Regions from separate parts of the Homo sapiens genome. Here region 1 is linked to region 2. Evidence: chromatin loops called from intact Hi-C (ENCODE). Cell type or tissue: endothelial cell of umbilical vein. All regions are shown on one strand. Links, peaks and the distances in the headings refer to the core of each region. The heading gives the core; the rest is flanking DNA. Region 1 has its middle 320 kb from the start of DDX10. Region 2 has its middle 370 kb from the start of DDX10.

Evidence for each region. Hi-C counts contacts between places; a loop is a spot of excess contacts. Peaks named below come from ENCODE experiments on the same cell type or tissue, not always from the same donor. Only the 100,000 strongest peaks of a DNase experiment are listed, where the experiment ranks them.
Region 1: a loop joins it to region 2, with 4 times the contacts of the local background. A loop is called at or near these places in 1 of 110 quality-filtered maps.

What each region holds. Positions count from the first base shown.
Region 1 is chr11:108,982,976-108,988,358 of GRCh38, forward strand. No RefSeq gene overlaps it. Among named protein-coding and RNA genes, the nearest start is that of DDX10, 320 kb to the left of the region's middle. In endothelial cell of umbilical vein, for the core only: no CTCF peak of the experiment used is centred there; DNase peaks (open chromatin) are centred at 2,326 and 3,226; H3K27ac peaks cover 1,637 bases.
Region 2 is chr11:109,035,439-109,040,821 of GRCh38, forward strand. No RefSeq gene overlaps it. Among named protein-coding and RNA genes, the nearest start is that of DDX10, 370 kb to the left of the region's middle. In endothelial cell of umbilical vein, for the core only: no CTCF peak of the experiment used is centred there; a DNase peak (open chromatin) is centred at 3,123; H3K27ac peaks cover 1,230 bases.

The DNA.
Region 1 (5,383 bases), core at 203-5,202, 52 kb before region 2:
GGACCTTGGTCCCAAGCAGATTCAGATTCCTGTCTTTCAAGGGCACTGGAATGGCTAGGATGGGAAAATGACAGCCTCTTTGGGGCCAGTGATGGTCCAGTAGAGGGGCACAAGAGGAAAGATGATTAGAAGGTGAAATAGAGAGGATACATTGGTCACTGTGCAGGTAAGGCAGGTTGGGGGGAAAGGGGGAGTCATGGGTGTTGCCAGGTTTTTGCCTTGGGCCACTGGGTAGGCAGCATACACAGGAAAGGACCAGCCTTAAGGGCAAATATAAAGGAAGCTGGCATCCATGTGTGCTTCCCATATACCACCCTTTCTTGAGATGTTACACAACTTCCTGTAGGCTTTTCTGGACCACATTATCAGGGAAGAGTTTGCAGTGGCCCTCAGGACCCTTTACTGAATTTTAACCAATTGTAACATAAAAGCTAAAAGATGGATTGGTTCATGTTTTTCATCACACAATGTGTCTGTGTTTCATGAAGCTCATTTATGGCAACGTGTACCTTTGCTGGCTGCCATGAGTGTTTTTCTTCTGTGAATATTGTTTCTTTACATATTTATATTTATCACATTTAATCACACATACAAGGCATTCTCCAAAATAGTTTCTTAAAAGGCAACTTAGAGACATATTTGGAAATGAAATTGAGAGGCAATTTTTTTTTTTTTAGCTTTTGCTTTTTATGTAACGGGACTAATTTTTCTCGAGCCTTGATTGTCTCAGCCACTGGTTCCCATACACAACTGCTCATCAAGATCACCTGGGAAGCTTTTAATAGACACAGTTTCTTGCCATGACACCCTCTCCCAGGGGGTTCTGATTCACTGGGGATGTGGCCTCTGCAATTTAAGTTCGTCAGAAAATTCCGATGAGCAGGCAGGTTTGGGAATCACTCATCCGAGCCACAGTCTCCAGATTTATAACCCTAGCTTTGGATGCATCAGCATTTTATTTTCTTTGAAGAATACATGGGCATTTTAGGGTAGAAGTAAATGGTGTTTATTAACAAAAACTAATATTAAATTACTGCATACTTGCTATTGGGATAGGTTCTTTTTAAATAATTATCTTACTTAATGTTATCCTCACTGATAAGTTATAGAGCATCTTCATGTTCCAAAGCCAAGAAAATGGAAACTAAAAGAGGCTGAAGAAATCTTTGAATGACTAGTTCAGGTGATCAAGTGGAGGAATGTAGTTAGAACTGAAATATTTCTGACTCTAAAAGGAAGCCTGTCTCTGAGCCACTACCCTGGGTTGCCAGTTTGTGGGATTAGTGATGCTTCCAGAATTTCTCAGTTGCTTTTTGCCCTTTGGAGAAAAGATGCCTTCCTCTGTTATGAGTGGGAGGGCAGTAAGTCAAGGCAAACACATCCTACAATTGCTGAGCGCTCTAGTGAAGAAAAATGTTGTTATTTCCCTGCCAAAAGAACTAGAGAGAAGAAGATCCTTGTTAGGAAAGACAAAAGCAGAGAACAAAAGCAAAACACAGAATGATGCTTTCCTCCTAGACACTTGAACCCACTAAGATCTTTTATTCTTATCTTTTTATCAGAGTCAGGATTGATTTAAGTTTATTAATGATAAATAACATCTTTTATTGCACAGTTAATGTATCCAGTGAAACTATACCCATATGATGCTTCTGTTTGCATTGTCATAAATCAATGAGAGACTGTTAATAGTAGCACTGGCTTAATCACTCTGATGCCTCTTGTTGCTAATGGGGATTGTAAAAATAGAGGTGTGAAGCAATGTGTTTTCTGAAACTTGTCAGGCTTGAATGGAGCAGAAGCATGGGCCTGGAAAGCAAGACCCATAACAGCCTTTGGGATGAGGATGTGATGATAACAGCTTCCATCACTTTGCTTTTGCATGGCTGTTTATGAAGCATTTTCCTTTAACCTTCCAAGAGTCCTGGAAGGCAGGAGTTTTGTCCTCCACCCTACAGGTGAGGAGACCTAGGCAGACTCCTGGTCCAGAGCTTTCTCCTCACTCTGGGCCCAGACGGACCTGTGCCACTTACATTTGTTCTTTGGAGCCCACTGATGCTTCCCAAAGACTTCTGGAGCCTGCAGTTTTTCAAAGGGCCAGATGCAAAATGAGGTAGGCTGAGATTCCAGGGCAGCTGCAGGCTGCACAAACATACTTCAAGCATTGGTTAAAAGGAAACGGAGAAGCAGAATGGTCATTAAGCACCTCAGAGGGGAATTTGCCATAAATTCTCAGCCTTTTCAATAGCTTGGCTTTATTAGGGCATGAGCCAGTGATATTTTTCTTCATTTCCTAACTTAGTGCTCACACAAGGATTATTACTTTGTAATATTTAGTTTTCTTGGCATTGTAGCTGAATTAAATGAAGACCAAGTGAGAGCTGGAAGGAAAGAACTCCTCCCCTCTGATCTACCTTCTCAGCCCAGTTTCCTGTTTTTAATTAACACAGTGGCGAACGTAAGAACTGACCCACATGCTGTGGGCCTTCATAGAACCAGGACAGGCCTTGCAGAAATGAAGAAAAATATCATTTAAAGTGTTTCTTAAATTGGATTGCTCCTTTTTTTTTTTTTTTTTTCTAGCAGGCCTGTGTGCCAGGCACCCATGTGATTTTCTTGTTAGAAATAGGCTGAGTGGGGGAGGAGAGACATGCAGAATATTTTTTTTTCTTTTTGTGTGTGTGTGTGTGTTTTATTAACTCTGGAGTGCGTTAATTTCATCACACTCCCAATTCCAATTTATCTGCATCTCTGAGACTAACTGGCAGCTGGAGCTGTGAGTGCTGGGACCAGGTGGGGCTAGAGGCTCTGTAGAATTTAGACAGGAATTTTACATCAGAACTAGACACAGATTTAGTAAGAGTGTGGGGACAACCATTGGAGTTCTATGGAAATTGGCAAGCAGTTGATCCTGCAAATGGCTTGGCCCAGAGAAATCTCAGTACCCCAGGAAGAAGGATGACATCATTCTTGTGGACACTTCTGGTTCCCCTGGTGCCTAAGAGGCCAATAAAGAGCTGAGCACTGGTCCAGCAGCCTCTCTCTTTGAGGGTCCTGGGGTGCCGGGCACTTTCCTCCTGCAGCCTTGGCAGGACCTGCAACCTGCCTGCTTTTGTATTACCAGCCCTTGGAGAAAGAGACTCTGTCCTGTTTGCCATCAACCAGACCTGATCCCACTGAGCCAACAGAGAAAAAGAACATGCATCTGAAAGATCCTACCAGCTGGAGAAAGATGAGTCACAACCAACAGAACACAATCTCAGCAAAACAGAGCTGTTGGAGGAAATGAGTAAAAAAGCAATAAGAAAACCTAAAGAAATTTAAGTGCATTTCAAAAGGACTTTCTAAAGGAAAGAAAAGTCGTCACCAATTTAGTAGATGTAACTGAAGGAGTTAATGGTCACTGTTGAGGGCCACCCATGTTGGTGGCTTAGAGGATCAAAGCACAGAGCAAAATCCGATGGAAATCATGAGAAAAAAGCAGATAAAATCATGAGAAAAAATGAGAGAGAGACTGGGAGAATGGAACCAGGGGACAACTTGGAATGAATAGGATTTACAATAGGATACAAAGGAACAGTTAAAGAAGAGGCAATAATTAAATATATAAGAAAAATTTCTGAAAAGACTTGAGTCTATATATGGAAGGGTCTAGCCAAGTTCCAGGTCAGGTTGATGAAAAAAGTGAGACCCAACATACTCTACTAAAAATTCCTGAACTCTAAATACCACAAGAAAATCCTGTAAGTTTTTAGACAGGAAGAACAGATTACTTATAAGGGAATAAGAGGAAGATTAGCATCAGACTTCTCATCTGGAAGCTAGAAGATACTGGAGTGAAAACTATAGCAACTACACAACCTAAGAATCCAATGTCCAGCCAAGATATTCCCCCATCAAGGCCAAAAAAAAAAAAAAAAAAAAAAAACCCAAAAAAACAAAAACAAACAAATGAAAAAACCAAACAAACAAACTACCATGATTTGAAGACATGCAATCCTCTAGCGTATATTTCACTCCCATTCACTATCTCAGCAAAATACTTGAAAAAGACTCAAAACAAATAGCAAATGAACTAGACTGGGAAGAAAATGAAGTGGAGAGGAAACAGTATTGAGCAAAGAACCTTGCTCTCTGTAGATCCTGAACCAGTAAGCAGTCTGCATCCCTGGAGCTGGAAGTGTAGGAGCAGAGAGGAGACCAAGACTTGGAGAAAGAATTTCCAATGAAAATAGGCCGCAAAACTAAACAGGTTCTTAACTCAGATTTATCTAATAGTTAAAGAAAGATAGTTGCAATGTTAAATAAACTTTTCTATATCGTGAAAAAATGAAGAAGATGTTAATTCACTTTATAATAGAGTCCATCTTATTTTAATACTCAGCTCTAATAAAGTATAATTGAAAATTTAAAAACTATAAATCAATCTAACTTAAGAGTACTGATGCAAAAAATAAAATAAACAGCAGATAGAATCTAGTGGAGTTTTAAAAGAATACTGTACTGTGATCTAATAAGATTTATTTTAGAAATGCAAGAAAAGATGGATATAAATATCTGTATCAGTATAACTCTAACGAACAAATGGAAAGAGATTAAAAGAGCTAACTGAAACAGAAAAATTACAAAATTACATTAGTAGATTTTGGAAAGGCATTTTATAAAATTCTTATAAAAGACAGTTAAGTAATACAGGAATAGAAGTAAACAACCTAAATATAATAAAGATCAGTCATGATACCTACCAGCAAGTATTACCTTAAGTGACAAAACACTACATCTATTTCTGTCAAAATCAGGCACTGAAAAGGAATATTCTCATCATCATTATACAACATTGTGTTGGAGTGGTAGTGAATGAAATAAGTCAAGAAAAGAAGTATGCATTTTTTTTAACCTTTCAAAGTCCCCAAGACTCTACTTTTAGATATTAAAAAAGGCTACTCAAGTTAGTAAAATAATTTTGTAAGGTAGCTGGAATAAGATTCATATACAAATACTAAAACTTGTCTTTTTTAGTAAGTAAGAAGTCAGAAATGGAAAAAACTCATTTATAACTTTAAGTACTAAATGAATATATTAAGAAAGACACAGACTTAAATGAGGAAAGCTATACAACCTTATTGAGGGACACACAACAATATCTAAACATTTGGAAAGACTTTCTTTTTCCAAAGGAAAACATTTAGTACAAAAGTAATTTCTTCAAAAATTTATGTACAAACTTTAGGTAATTTCTGTCAACATCCCAACAGAGTTATTATCCTGGAAATTAAACAATCTTGCAGTGTATATGGAGGAAGGATTTTTTAAATTTTTTAATTTTCAGTATTTTTAATTGACACATAATTACACATATTTTTCAGGTAGAGTGTAATATTTC
Region 2 (5,383 bases), core at 107-5,106:
TAACCTTGAAAACCAATCTTTTGAAAGAGAAAACTCATGTTGCAATGCCATTTGTAATGCTAATAAGCTCTACCCTACATATCTGTTTAATATGTGATATGCTAAGTTGGGGTTTCTGGAAGTCCTTTGGTAGTCCTTGGCCCACACTGTGTTTCTATAATATGAATGGGTAGAAGGACATTAGGATACTTATTTTCCTATACCTTGGTGCATGGGATTCTGCCTAACAGCAGATGAAAGGCTGAAAATGTATCAGGAGCTATTGTAATGACTTCCAACATGATTCAGGAGGTACAGAAGAGCATGATGGAAAATTAACATTTGTGTGGAGAATGGAGAGTGCATATAGGTAAATTCTAATTAGTATTCACAGGGACTTTGTGATCCTATGGTCAGATAGTATGGAATGTCTCACACAGGTAGACTTCAAGTATTCATGGGCCTGTGATCATTGCATCTCTCTGTAAGTGAGCAAACTTTGTCCTATTTTAAGTGTATGAGTCTCTCCTCAGGTCTGATATCTATTCTCTGATCCTGCTGACCCTTTCCAAATTTTAGAACTTCATTAGTCTCCGAAGCCTATGCAGTGCAGGCCCTTGTAAGATTTTTATTTGTACTCATTTGCTGATAGAACTTGAACACCCTTCTCAGACTTTTTGACTATGATTCCTAAGCACATTCCAAATGTAGGAATTTTCAGAGAAAGGTGGATGTTTCTAGCATGACTTGTGCCTTTTTATTTGGGATTTTCTGGCATCCCAGGACCCTATTCCTTTGTTTTGGTTAATGGAGAACCAAATTCCTCCCTATTCTTCAAACAACCAAGCCCTTTCAGACCTCAGGGCATTTGTTCATGTTAAGCCTCTGCCTAGAATCCTCTCTACCCCAAACTTCACTGTCAACGGATAAAATGCTTTTGGTTCCAAATATCAGAAAACAAGTAAAGCTGGCTTACATAAAAAAGAGAAAATTTACTAAGAAAATGAGGAGACTCATAAATAACCTAAAAACAGGAATGTATCAGGAACAAGGATCTGGGAGGCAGGAGAGATTAGTTTGTATTTCCTATCTCTCATTTCTCCTTGGTTCTCATCTCTGCACATCCACTTCATTCTTTGCTCTTTGTAAATTGGCTTCTTTGCTCCCTGCTCACATGGTAGAAGACATGGACTCCCCACAGCTCCCGGGTTTATCAGCTATAGATTCAATTATCCAGAGGCTAAGCCTCTTTTTTGGGTTCTAATGTCAAATTCTCAAGGCACTCTGGTTTACTTCATGTCGACAGCCCGTTTCTGGACTGGTCAACCATGTTCAGGGGCCAGGTTCAAGCAGAAGAGATGAAACATATTGTTAATACAATGCCTATGGGCAAGACAGGCAGATTCCAGAGAACAGGGGTGGGGCAAGTCAAAGGATGTCTGCTATACCCCTTTTCCATGCCTGTGAAATGAAAATCTTTCCCTTCTTCCCTACCTCCCTCCCTCCTTCCTTCCTTCCCTCCCTCTTTCCCTCCCTCCTTCCCTCCCTCCTTCCCTCCTTCTCTCCTTCCTGCCTGTCTCAAGAAAAGTCCTAGTTGCTAGTAATACAGCTTAAAATAAATGAATAAACAAACAAACAAACAAACAAACAGAGATGGGGAGGCCAGGCGTGGTGGCTCATGCCTTGTAATCCCAGCACTTTGGGAGGCCAAGGCGGGTGTATCACCTGTGGTGAGGCGTTCAGGACCAGCCTGGCCAACATGGTGAAACCCTGTCTCTAGTAAAAATACAAAAAATTAGCCAGCTTGGTGGCAGATGCCTGTAATCCCAGCTACTTGGGAGGCTGAGGCAGGAGAATAGCTTGAACTCTAGAGGTGGAGGATGCAGTGAGATGAGATTGTGCCACTGCACTCCAGCCTGGCAACAAGAGTGAAACTCTGTCTCAAATAAGTAAATAAATAAATAAATAAATAAATAAATAAATAAAAATAGAGATAGTGTTTTGCTATGTTGGCCAGGTTGGTCTTGAACTCTTGGCCTTAAACAATTCTCCTGCCTCAGCTTCCCAAAGTGCTAGGATTAGAAGCTTGGGCCACTGTGCTCAGCCTAGAAATACAGCTCTGAACAAAACCTGATCCTACCACAGAGATCTTACAGATGAGCAGGAAACATAAGTATATGGAAAACTCTTACTTACCCTTTACTGCCTAGTTCAAATGTCACTCATTTGATAACTCTTCCCTGACCCTCTTTCTGTCCCCAGTTCTTACAAGTTGTTTGGTATTACCTTTTTTTTTCTTTATTTCCTGTGGTTCCATGTACTTACCTCTATTACAGTAATCATATTTCATTCCAGTTTTGTTTCCATGGTTCTGTCTCGGTAGCCTGTACATTCCCAGAGAGAAGAGATGGACTCTGAATTCAGAATAGTTGGTGCAAGGTAGGTGTTCCAGTGAAAGTCTGTTGATTGAAAGAGCTGCTCTTTAGGAAAGAGTGAGGTCAGAGGCCTCTGTTTCTTCCAGGGTGTAAGGCAGATGAGGGGGACCCTACACAGCTACATGTATCAACATAGATGGTTTGACAAGAAGACAGGGTTACCGTGGACACATGACCTATTCAGTATGATCCAAGTTGGAAGGATTAGCCTGCTGCCCACAAGAATGGTAATTGATGTATCTCTCAATAGTTCCAGTGGGAAATGCTTCATAGCTTATTTTTATTACACAAAAGACAGGTCAGACCATTCACCTGGTGGCTTTGTTGAATCTTCAGTTTTCCTCCCTAAAAAGGAGGATTAGGACTGAGGTATCTCCTTTCTGACTACTCCATTATTCATAATTTTCCTTCCCCATCAAGCCCCTCTCTCTGACAAGCTCCAACTGATAGAATCAAGGTTCTTAGCTTATTGAAGGGGAAAATAAGTAAAGTAAAATTCACACAAAGCACTCTTTGAGTGAGTCACAGAACAATTAACAGTACCCAAGTTTGATTTAAATGATAATTTTGTTTTAAATCAGAAGGTTTCTTAAAGTATTTAGCTAGGACTTGTTATGCTTGTCAGAAATGACTCACGGGCCTTTTGGATTTTTGAGTGAATGCCATTGTTAGTTTTCAGTGTTCAACAATGCATAATTGGCACCCCAAAGCCCCATGTTTTTCCTTTTTCCCCTGAGCCAGTTGTGAGCAGTGGGAGGCAGGCCTGTGCTTCTGTTCTCCTGACGTGTCTGCTGTGATGCTGGGTAATTGCCATTATTGCTGGATTGCTCTCTGAGGTACTGGTTGCCAAGGATGTTTGGTGGGGAAGCTTCCACTACATCTGCTTTGGGCATTCTTCTCTGGGTTTTCTTCTTATTCCACATTTTGAGGAGAAAATCAGTGGAAATTTTGCTCTGAATAATTCCCTCCTGCCCTCCCTTTTTGCGGGAAGGTTGATTAAAACAATGACCATGTTAGTTAGCACAAGATTTTCTCTAATCAAGATGTTGTTAGAGGCTGGGCGCGGTGGCTCACACCTGTAATTCCAGCACTTTTGGAGGCCATGGCAGGCAGATCACTTGAGGCCAGGAGTTAGTAACTAGCCTGGCCAACATGGCAAAACCCCATCTGTACTAAAAATACAAAAAAAATTAGCCAGGCGTGGTGGTGCATGCCTGAAATCCCAGCTACTCAGGAGGCTGAGGTGCGAGAATTGCTTGAACCTGGTTTGAAACTGGGATGCAGAGGTTGCAGTGAGCTGAGCGACACTGTACTCCAACCTAGGCTACAGAGCAAGTCTCTGTTTCCAAAAAAAAAAATGCCGTTAGTTCCCTTCTCTGTAAAATGAGGATAATAATGGAACATACTTCACTGGGTTGTTGTAAGGAATAAATGACAAAACACATTGTGTAAAGCATGCATGCTCCACTATCTTGATGTAGAGAAAGACAGAGGAGTCAGGATTCATCCTTCTCCACCTGCCAACTCTCCTGCCACATCCTCCATGGGACTCATAGTCCTGTAAGAAGCCACCTGCCATGGCTGGGGCCACCACTGCTGACCAGTCTCCCATGCTCCAGACTCAAGGTGATCTTATCCCAAATTCAATATCCAAAAAGAAATGGATGACCTTCATATGTATGTGTTTTTAGTCTATTCCCAATGAGCTTTTGCTTCCATTTATCTCTTACTTGAAGTGATCTTTCGTGTTAAACAGTGAGCAATTGCTGAAAAATAAGAGTTAAGAAATCTGGATTCTAATTAACTTTATCACTAATTGTTATGTAAGGTGAGTCACTATTTTTTGGGTAATTGTTATGTAACTGTGAGTCACTTTTTTTTTGGGTAAACAAGGGTGAGAAGATTAATGAAGGCTGTCAAGACCAGTGGAAGAACAAAAGTGAGTTTCCATAACGATACCTTACACATCCAATGTTTTCCTTCCTTTGATTGCATTAAGCCTCGCAAAGGTAGAACAGTTATTTCTCTCTTGCTGTGTGAGATAACTAAGGCACAGAAGAATAGAGTCATTTTCCCATGGCTTGGCTTTGACCTTCCTTCCCCATGCTCCAGTCTTCTGACAGAGTCCTCCTTGCTGTTTAATGTAATAATTGTTTTCTTATGTCTTTCTCCAACCAGAATGAGATCTTCTTGGAGGTAAAATCCCATCTTGTTCATTTTTGTGTTTCTAGTGCCCATTTCAAGGGCACATATTACATGGCCAATAATGTTTGTAGAATGAATGAATGAATGAATGGAAAGAGAGCGAAGACCAAAGACTTGATCCTTAAAAGTTCTCAGGCAACTTTTCTTTATTCCTTTTACACTGTTTCCCACCTCACAGTGACCATAACGTTATTAGCTGAAAAGGAGAAATGGCAAGCTTCAAGGATATACATGGGAAGTGCTAAACCAAGAATATAAATTTTTTTCATTCAGTTTTTTGAAAATGAGAAACATCCAATCTGACATTAATCAGTCACCATAGATGTGCTGTGTGTTGGGCAGTGAGCTTAGTGTTGCAGGCTTGCTGTCTGGCTTGGGAGATCGGAAGAATGTGTGTGAACACATCGCTCAGGGTCAACAGTGAGCACTGACGGTTGTAAGAGCTAGGGGTGGCCACAGGAGGGAGTCTAGTTGGGGATGACCTCATGGAAGAGGCTGAATTGGGCTTGGGCCTCAAAGGGTCAGAGGGAAGTTGCTAGAAAGTGATAATGCAGGCCAGGTGGTGGCTCACACCTGTAAACCCAGCACTTTGGGAGGCCAAGGAAGGTGGATCACTTGAGGTCAGGAGTTTGAGACAGGCCTGGCCAACATGGTGAAATCCCGGCTTTACTAAAAATACAAAAATTAGCTGGGTGTGGACACCTGCACCTGTACTACCGGCTACTGGGAGGCTGAGGCTGGAGAATTGTTTGAATCCGGCAGGC